Regions from separate parts of the Homo sapiens genome. Here region 2 is linked to region 1. Evidence: chromatin loops called from intact Hi-C (ENCODE). Cell type or tissue: endothelial cell of umbilical vein. All regions are shown on one strand. Links, peaks and the distances in the headings refer to the core of each region. The heading gives the core; the rest is flanking DNA.

Region 1 (5,317 bases), core at 277-5,276:
GTTGAGAGGAGCGCACGTACGTTGAGAGGAGCGCACGTACGTTGAGAGGAGCGCACGTACGTTGAGAGGAGCGCACCGGAGAAAGAACACACGAGCTGCGGGACAGTGAGAGGAACACACTGGTAGAAGAGCACACAGGCAGCTGGATGTCGAGAGGAGCGGAAGAGCACAGCGACAGGCACTGGTGTCGACCAGCGGAACGACGTGGAGTTTGGCCTGGGAGGTCAGAGAAGAATTTGGCTGCTGGGCAGCCCCACTATAGGGGAAAACCACCTTCCCACTCCATTCCCCTTCTGATCTCCCCATCCACCTCGCTGAGAGCTACCACAACTCAATAAAAAACCTAGCACTCGATCTCCAAGCCCACATGTGATCCAATTTTTCCCGTGCACTAAAGCAAGAACCTGGGATACAGAAAGCCGTCTGTCCTTGTGATAAGGCAGAGGGTCTAATTGAGCTGATTAACACAAGCCACCTGCGGACAGCTAAGCTGAAAAAGCATCCTGTAACACACGCCCACTGGGGCCTCAGGAGGTGTAAACATTCACCCCGAGAGGCTGCATGGGTCCGCGCCCATGGTCCCCATGACTTGCCTGTTTGCCTGCTCTGGCTAAGGGTCTTGACCAGTGGGGCACTGAAGAAGCGAGCCACACCTCCATCGTACGCCCTGCGAGGAGGGTAAGAGAACTTTTTCTGTTTTACCACCAAGACCAGTAGCTTTACTTCGTTGAATTCAAATATGAACCAAATTGTGTTTCGTTTGGGGAATAGCTAAGGATTGGGTATTGTCACTTCCTTCTTCTAGAATGGATTTGTTGTTGTTGTTGAGACACTTATACCTCCCTGTATATAAATTGTTTTTAATCTTGTCTTACCAGTTCATCAGACATTATCATATAACTTTGAATCCCAATAATTAACATGGCCTATATATTTCTCAGGAGCTACCTAATTTCCCATGTAAATAAGTTGTTGCTAGGTCTGTTCTACCAGATATTCAGAAATTTACAGAAAAGTGAAAACATTTGCATTAGATTCACACCACATACATGTTTCTATTATGGCTGACACTCATTTTTTTCCAGACCTGTATTATCTTCAGTGGGTACTGTTTCACCAGCTCCGTATCTAGTTTTCTTGTTGCTAACCTCTCTATTCTGTTATTTGCTGTTTATCATCCACAGGATAAAAACCAACTATCACAATATTTAAATTATTTTTCAGCCTTTCTTCCCACAGCACCCCAAAACCAATTATCTGTTTCTTAAAAATTATAAGTCCTATGACATGGCTGGCAAAACAGATTCTTTCTCCTATTCTCAGTGTGAACCTCAATGTTTTATGTGCTGTTCTCCTACATATCCTCCAATCTCTAATTTCAAATATAACTTTCTCTTTAAAAATCCTTAGTGCTCCCAGGCAGCATTAATCACTTCTTATTCTGTGCTTCATTACATTCACCATACATAATATGATTATTATTATTTGTTTGAATGGCTGTGTCAGTGAATAAAATCTGAGCTAATTATTGACATGAACCCTGTCTTTTTTATTATTGTAGTCCGGATCTTATTGTGAGTGCATCATAAGTACATACTATATTTCTGTTTAATAAATGCTAAGGATTTTCTAATTAGGATACCTGCTATAAAATATTTTATTTCTGTTTCTTATCTCCAGGACCTGCCTTAAGTAAAGATAACTAGTATTAAAAGATTGTATACAGCCTCATGCCTCTTATCGAACCAAATTTTTTCTTCATAAATGATCTTTCCTTTCCACCTCCACCCCTTCCTTCATAAGGCACTTAAGAATTTTCTATACAGTATTCTTTCCTTAACATAGGCTACTGCTGTTTAGAAGGGATGAGATAAACTTAGGTGGAGATGGGTAAAAGTAAATGATAAAGTGCATTGTTTCTTCCATTAATATTTACTTAAATATATAATTTTCAGGTAATAGAAGAAAACTATGCTGACAGAATATAGGACATGACTGAGCTGTTTGATGGTTGCTTTTGTTAAGAAAAAGTGAGCCTTACTCAAAGCTCCTGAAATTACATCCTGTAGAGTAATCTATCATTAGTTTGCTCCTATTCCAAAATGTTTAAACCATTTCTGTATTGCCTTTACTAATTGTTTGAGTATTACCATAGATTTTTTTCTTTGATCTTATTTGGCTGAATATGAGAAATGACCCCAAAAGCAAAATATAGGAAAAGGATGCCAAGAACAATTATTATTTGTAGAGAGTACTTTTTGGGGGACTATTCCTATATACCTCCAACAATGGAGATCACCCAGAGTTGACTGCATGACTAAATATTCTCTTGGGTTGAGTTTAGTGATATGCAATGAGGTCTAGAGCTTGAAATAAATTATATTTGAAACAACAGGCAGAAAAATTAGGTGTGTTAGAGAATATATACAGTTAGAGAGAGTTTGATATAGAGAAAGCAAGTGATATTTTAATGAGTTAAGTTTATGAATTTATCTTTCTGCCCAAAGACAGTACATATGATTTTAATTTGTATTTTTTTGTCCCAATGTCACGTCTGCAACTACACGCAGCTAAAAAACACTGCCTTTCCAGCTAGGTTTCATTGTTACAGGCAATGAAATGAAAGGCTTTCCAGAACAGCCTGTTAGTGCCCTCTGTTGATGTTTTTAAATTTTCAGATCACTTCAGGAAAAGAAACCAGCATGATTTTTTTAATGCTTCTGAAATAATTTTCTTCAGAGGTAATGGGAATGAAGTTTTACTATTTTCATGACGAACTTTTTCACCCCTTAAAATGTGGATATGTGCAAAGGTGTTACTATCACACCGACTTTCCCTTCATCAGCTGTAGTTTTCCTTGGCTGGATGGACTTTATAAAAATAAAAAAGACACATGAAGTTAACAAAACTGCAAACTCAATATGAAATTTCACAGATTAGTGCACAAACCATAGGCTGTTGAATAAATATCTGGGTAAATTCTAGTCAGTGTTTGCAGCCTGCAGAATAATCAAATGCTACCTACATTTTTCAAAGTGATTCTTTGAAATTATTTTATCATATGTGGAAAGAAGTTATGCCTGTACACTTTATTCTGATACCACATTGATCATTACTCATTTTGGCTTTTTATTTTCTCCTGGTTGCATGCTTTGAAAAATCTGGGTCTGAAATATTTATTTAGTATTTCACTGATTGTTTTAAATAGGTGTGCCTATTTAGTCTACAATTAGATACGTAAATAAAGTTGAATCAGTTTTCTAAGGATACACCTTGCAGATAAAAGGCCTGTTGATTTTCATATAATGAACTAATACAGTCTGTGCAAAATTACTTATTTGATACGCATTTTACTCTTTACCTCCCCCAATCTTTTTTTTTCTTTTTAAATTTCTCTACTGTTTTATCCCAGTTGGCAGCTCTTAAACATTTTAATGAAAATTTGGAGATAATGCAATTTAGCTGTATTAAGAACTTTGCCTTTATTTAGGTGATAAACATTCTTTCTCATAATGCGGTTAGACAAATTGAGATGGTGAGCAGGAGTAAGGACAGAATAGGTACATTTCTAATGTCTAATGAGTTATCTCTTTTTAGTCCTTCTTTATTATATTGGAAGTGCCTATTCAGAGCACTAGAAATATTCATTTTAAATATGCCAAAACAAAAACCACAACTAAGAGCCAAATACAAATTATCTGAGGTTTTTCTTTTTGTTTATGTATGAGATTACAAAGCTAGCACTTTCACTATATTTACTGGTGTAAGAATCTAAAATTTTAACTCTGATTTTACAGATTATTTTATAAATAGCTATGCATCTAGTCATTTATTTGGTCAAAATATCTGTAGGTTCTACTCTGTATTTTACTCAGATTCCTTAATTATTTTTACTCTCAAAATAGTTATTTTTTAACAGTACTAGCTGCTAATTTGACTGCAAATTCTATGTATATAACTCTAGGTATGTTTTTACCAAACTAATTTGTCCAGTACCCCAACCTTTATATTTTATTTATAATTTATTAATTTATAATAAAGTAATATAATTTATTATAAATTACTAATTTATAATTAAATTAATAATTAATAATTTTATTTATTTATACATCTGTCTCTGGGAGAAATAATTCTGATGTAGAAAAAGAAGTATGGAGATATATATATGTATATGAAATATATATTTGCTTTTATTGCTCTTAATGAATTTTAAATGCTTTTAAAATTATGTCCAAAACTCAGTAGCATCTGATGTAGTAATTTTTAGCCAAGTACTATTGGAAACTGTAAATGGAAAGCAAAATTTTGTCTCCTTGAAGGCTCTAGTGTTTTTATGAAGTTCACTACGCATGAACTTCATAATTCCAAATAAAAAAATCTTTAAATGAGTAAGAGCACTTGGAACATAGTACAATTTTAGATGGAATGGTGAGGTATTTAGAAGCTTTATCATAGTGATTCAGTAAAACTACTACTACTACTGCTACTACTGCAACATACAAACACACACACATGCATACTCACAAAGAGAGATCTTAATCTAATCCACCTAAGTCTTTTCAACTTCAGCCTCTCACTTTCACAATGGTGAAAGAAAAAGGAGAGATGAGAAAATTAGATGAAAATTAAATCTTTCTTATGTTGCATGTTAGGTAATCATTCAAAAATATCCTAAATTATAACTGTATAAATTAAAATATACTGTAGATACAGGAAAAGATAGTAAGATAAGTGCAACAGTGTATTAATGCCAGAAACTATATATATTCTTATATAGTTGAGACCACAAATAGAGTTGAAATTTCAAATGAATCAGGAAAGAATAATAAAATGTATTTGAGTGAGAAACAAAACAGTATTGAATATGATGTTTTTGAATGCAGATGAAATCAGCTCCTGATTTTAACCAATGAATCAAATTAAGTTTTCAAAGCATTAGCACTTTATTATAACATATGAAACAGTAAAATTGCTTAAAGATTTATGGATAATTACTTACATAATTCTGAAATAAAGGCTTTTGTAAGTATGATTCCATATGTAAGCCCCATGAAAAATAATGTGGCATATTTGATTATATGAATTTCAAAACTTTTGTACAGCAGAAAAGAGAGAGAAACATACGGTTAAAATAGTTTTAAATATATATGATAGGCGAATTACTGATATATTTCTTAAAAAAAGATTTAATGAATAAAATATATAAAATTAACACTCTAAAACTGAGCAAAATTGCACAATAAATAACAGGGTGAAATATATGATCTTACTAGTATTTGAAAATTAAAATAAAAGCAATGCTTAATTGTTTTGCCAT
Region 2 (5,317 bases), core at 55-5,054, 470 kb before region 1:
GTTCCTAACATATTTTATAGCATTTCATAAATATTTGTCAAAAGGATTAATATTAAACTGGATTAAATTTAATAATGCAATATAAAGAATAATGATGTGGGGAGTAAAACTGGGTCTGTATTTTTACTCCATAATTTAATGTTCTGTAGCTTTGATCAAGTTGTATACTAATATAGGATATTAGTACTCACTACTGTACTTAGATTTGAATAAAGTATAATGTATGTACATAATAGTTTCTTATATGATGTATTTCTTGTCTCTTCTACGGCTAAATCCATTTTGAAAGGGTGAATGGATAACTTTTTGAATTGATAATCCTATATTAGATATCCCACAACGTATTATTTTTGGGGTTATGTGTTCAATTTTCTTTAGAATGACATCTTTTGTGAAATCAAGGTTATTCTGCCTACTGTTTTCTTTTTATTGTTGTTGCAGCCTTACAGTAGAAGGAGTGAGTTTGTATTTGGGTCTATATGCTGTTACCTGTTCTTTGTGTGCAAAAATGTAAGCACTAAATGTTCCAGATGGTACCACAGATGCAGAAAGGTTAAGAGATGTAATCAATTGTCATACCAGGGAGGCACTCAATGTGGTTTTGAGTTTATTGTGAGTCCCTACTGACTGAATTAGAATGTCATGTTCTGTGACGGGATCATAATAGATTAGATGCTTGCTCCTCTCTGCTCTTCTGGATAAATAAAGGGGAAATGCAGTTGTGAATTGCCTCACTCAGTGGCGAGGATTCCATGATTGTCTGAGAATGTCCACTCGCACTCTCTACCTCTCAGTTCAAAGTATTTAAGCTCAAGCCTTGACATCTCCTCTGTTGTGGAGCAAATGAATCATAGTAGTATGAGAATATCCCAGAAAATGTTGTGCCTACTAAAGGAATAAAGGGAGGGAGAAGACTCCAATGCTACAGGGGGAAGCTCAATGTTTGCCTTTAGTTTGAGCAAGAAAGCAGCACCTGAGGTGGTATTGCTTGGTAATAGAGTAACAGAAGGTTGTTTGATAATAGGGTTCTTTCTTACATAAATTGGGAAACCCGTAATTTGAGAAAAGTTCTCTTCCTCCGGTAAGAAAGAGTAGCATGTATTATGCAGGTAGGCTAATGCTCATACACCACCTAAAGCCCTTCGAAAATTATTAGTATTTTTAGCAAGTCTAGGTCATGTAATTTCCTTCTTGATGGCAATACTTTTGACCATGTAATATAAGTAACCCATCATAATATGGTGGCTCAGCCATTCAGTGGTATTAGAAAACGTGAAAAAAAAAATAAGGTTTCCAATAGGAGGCTATGAGAAACTATTGCTCTTAAAACTATATGAGAGGTAATTTCATTTTAAAATTGTATCTTTCATTTTATAAAGTATCTCACTTGACATCACACTCTGGCATCTGAAAGTAAAAGTTCTGGACTAGACAATCTTCAGTCTTCAATATGGCACTCATGAGCTTCTATGGCAATTAGTGCTCAGCTGTGGTACTCAAATGTGATGAACTCATGCAAGTTTTAAGCCTAACCTAACATTAAGTAACAGTTAGTGAAAAAAAATTAGTATACCAATGTTTTAACTGATATTGCTTGTTGATAATGGGTTAAATCTTCCAAGATAAATTAAATAAAATATGTAAACTAGGTTGAAAAAGTATAATTATTGCTCTAACAGGTAGGTACAAATGTTTTTTGTCACAATTCCCGTAGAATACCATTGCTAATAAAATTTTAAGATGTTTTAAAGTGAAAAGCTTGAGGACTTAAAATTGTCTTCCTTGGTTTTCTTGAGTTTATGGAATATATTTTCATCTTTTAGTCATAGTTATGTTTTTAAATAACTCTGTTCTGCTCCATGAGAGACATTTCAGTTCTAAATGTATGCAACCAAATTATCTCTGAACCCTCATTTTCAAACTGCAGTTCAATCAGTATACTCCAGATGGCACACAATGATGATCAAATTATGCATATGTTACATTGAGGGATTGAATATGCAAACAGAAGGAGCTGGTTAACTACGGCTTTCAAATTGCCTTCAGGACTTTACCATTCTCCTACATAATGAAAAAAAACACAGATAATGTTTTGCTTGGTTTTAGGATTTGACACTTTTTAATATAGCAAAATGAAATGCAATTATAATCCATAATAGTCCACATGAAATTTTGCCAATGTCAATATAAAAGCAAATGTTTTCCTACAGAAGTCTGTACATAGTAATGCATTTTTACCTTAGTTTATTACCAATGATTTTCAGATTATACTATCCTCATGAGAAAGTAAGTCGGGGGAAACCAATCTAAATTAATATATTTCACAAATTAATAGGCATTTTTCTTTTTCTAAATACATGATTGGGGAGTCACGTCATCCTCTTTTTGCATAATTTTAGAAAAACATAATATTTGGGGGAATATATAGGGGAAAAAAGCAAACAAAAGTCACTTATCTCTAATTACCAAAGGATTATCAACTGTTCTATTACTGAATAATTTTTTCACAGCTCTATTGTTCTTTAGTGTGAAAGCTACTAATCAGATCCTTACAGTCAGATACAAAAATAGTTAAAGAAATCATATATTTTTTCAATTTACTGTTACACTATTGTCTTCAGTAAACCTACTCAATTCCAAGGACAATGGTTTGTTTCAGTAAAAAGCATGTCCATATAGTTTGGATAACCATTAGTATAGTTTTTAAAGATTAAAGAAAATCAATGGTAGCTTAGTACTAAAGTCTTCTATATGACGACTTTGGATTTTATATATATAAAATTTTCTGCCTATCAACATTCAACCAAAAATTATTACTTTAAAATGTTTAGTCCTACTGCCTAAGATGGGTTTGTGTAAACTGGTGATACTTTTTTTTTTTATAGACTTTCTTAGTTGGGAAGTCCTTTATTCATATGGGAAACTGGGTTTTTATTTTTTTTCTATAGTTTCATGCATTGATTTTGATGAACATTTCATGCTAAAGGAGTTTCTAAAGTAGAACAATTCAGAATCCATGAATAGTAATTGAGCCCTTTAGTTCTGCTCTAAACTTAAAACCATTATTCTCCATTTAAAGCAGACAAATCATGTTGCTCTACAGAACACTGCTCTGTCATTTTAGTTTTTTGTGGTGGTTGTTTCCAGTGAGCTGGGCTGGAATATTAAACTCTCTTTGCTTCCTATGCTCTCTCTTGCTGTGCTGGGCACATTTAGGGTTCTGTTTGAAATAGGCAAAAAGCAATTCTGTTGTTCATAAAGAATAACTTGTAAGCTGGTGTGGGTTCCTGTACATTCTTTATTTAGTGAAGAGAATGTGCTATTTGTCAGGCTTTGAATCTCTGGCAACTGGCTTGCTGAAACTCAGTTTAAATGTACTGTCGTGCATAAACAATCAAATGTAAAACATAATAAAATTCTCTTCTGACTGTATTTCTCACAACAAACACATCGGCTCAATACACTATTCTATGTATGGGTAGTTGTATCTGTCAGAAACTAATTTTAAGTGTCATGTAAAAACAAAAAGATAATAGAATAGTGAAATATTGCTTTTAATATTAAAAATGAACTCTAGCATTTGAGAAAAAGTAGCTATTATGGTGCTTGCAGAGTGATGTAGCCAAAAGCCCCTGTGCTGAGAGCTCGTTTCATAGCAGGGCGATCATTTTCTAATATGAACTGTCCTGTTACAAAAGTTGTCTGAATACATGTTTGGATTCTCATGATCTGTTTTGTTTGCCTGGTAGAGAAAAAGTTTGAGTAGCTCTTAAAAAACAAAACATGCTTCTTTAACCAAAAAAATAAAATTCGTACTGGAAGCACTATGGTAGAGTGATTTTTTAGGCCTGTCTTCATAAAAAATGCATTCATCTAAATTTTGTGCACTACATTTGTGTTCTCTCACATTTAAGATGCCATATATTAATATTCACTAAATATTATATGTGTTTGATGATCTTTTGATTCTTATCTAAAGATGGCTCTATGTGAATTTTCATTCTATATCATGGTCTTTCTTGGATACTATGTAGGAAATGCTAGTTCTGAATACTACAAATATGAAAGCTCTTCTCTTTTCTCCTTTCTTTCCTCCTTCCTTCTTTCTCCCTCTCTCCCTCTCTTTGCCTCTCTCTTTTTTTCTCTTCGCTTTTTCCTTCCCTCTCTCCCTGCCTCTCTCCTCCCCTCCCTCCTTTCCTTGCTTCTCTCTCTTTCCTCTTTCCTTCCTTCCTTCCCTCTCTTCCTCCTTCCTTCCTTCCTTCCCTCCCTCTCTCCCTCCTTCCCTCCTTCCCTCTCTCCCTCCCTCATTCCCTCCTTCCCTCCTTCTTTCCTTCCTTCCTTCCCTGCTTCTTTCTTCCCATCCTTCCTGACTTTTCTTAGAAATATAAAATGTAATAAAATAATATTTCTGACAACAGATCAAATTCTGTTATAAAAACTACATAAGCAAACATTTTTAGGTTACCATCAGGAGCCAAAGACTAATCATGTATTTCTCATACAACATGGTGCTAATACCAAGCCACCTGATTCATTTGGTGCTCAGTAACAACTACATCATCAACAACATAATAGCAGCATTTTCTAATGTTGGAAGATAAACAGAACATAATGGGTTTGCTAAGAGATTGTGTGAGAGCCTACGAGATGACATCCTAACAAATATTTAAGGGTATGTTTGACCATTAAGGAATTCTATCTAGGTTGGTGAATGCAGACCCTAACTCCCTCTAGTTGTGTATGGCTTTGCAGTAGAAATAGAAGCATGGGGAATGTATCTGGTTATTTACATCTAAGGCATAATCTGAAGTATAAAAAGGAAGTACAAACTACATTGGCGACTTATTCATTCATTCTATATGAGTGAGGAGGATAATGGGCAAAAGTTTAAAAGAAATGTTTATGTAAGAGATTCTTTGAATAAATCTTTGAATAAATACAAGAAAGTGGCCAGATAAAATACAGGGTACACAGTTAAATTTAAATTTTAGCTAAACAACAAACAACTTTTATTATGTCACAAGTATTGTGTGGGACATATTTATAGTAAAAATTCAGTGTTTATCTGAAATTCAAATTTAATTGGATGTCATATTGTTTCCATTGTTAAATCTGGCAGCCCTGGCGTGAAGAAAGCATAGGAAGGGTAATGGAAGCAGGAGCAGATAAACTCCAGACTGGTTCTGGGCCTCCCCTACATAACTTTTCTTCTTTTTTCCACCCTCTGAAATTAAAGAAGTGGAAGTGGGGTCATACACGATTGTATTGAGGAAGGAAAGGCTGAGGGTTCTTGTATCTAGAAGTATCGATATGTAGG

The links. Peaks named below come from ENCODE experiments on the same cell type or tissue, not always from the same donor. Only the 100,000 strongest peaks of a DNase experiment are listed, where the experiment ranks them.
Region 2: a loop joins it to region 1, with 12 times the contacts of the local background. A loop is called at or near these places in 2 of 110 quality-filtered maps.

Annotation. Positions count from the first base shown.
Region 1 is chr3:80,765,120-80,770,436 of GRCh38, reverse strand. The region is part of intron 1 of LINC02050 (long intergenic non-protein coding RNA 2050); the gene reads right to left. It overlaps LOC105377177 (a long non-coding RNA gene), which reads left to right and starts at 89. Exons shown (of 4, transcript XR_940994.3): 1 at 89-678. In endothelial cell of umbilical vein, for the core only: no CTCF peak of the experiment used is centred there; a DNase peak (open chromatin) is centred at 2,626.
Region 2 is chr3:81,239,704-81,245,020 of GRCh38, reverse strand. No RefSeq gene overlaps it. Among named protein-coding and RNA genes, the nearest start is that of LINC02027, 250 kb to the right of the region's middle. In endothelial cell of umbilical vein, for the core only: a CTCF peak has its summit at 1,957 (motif pointing right); a DNase peak (open chromatin) is centred at 1,980.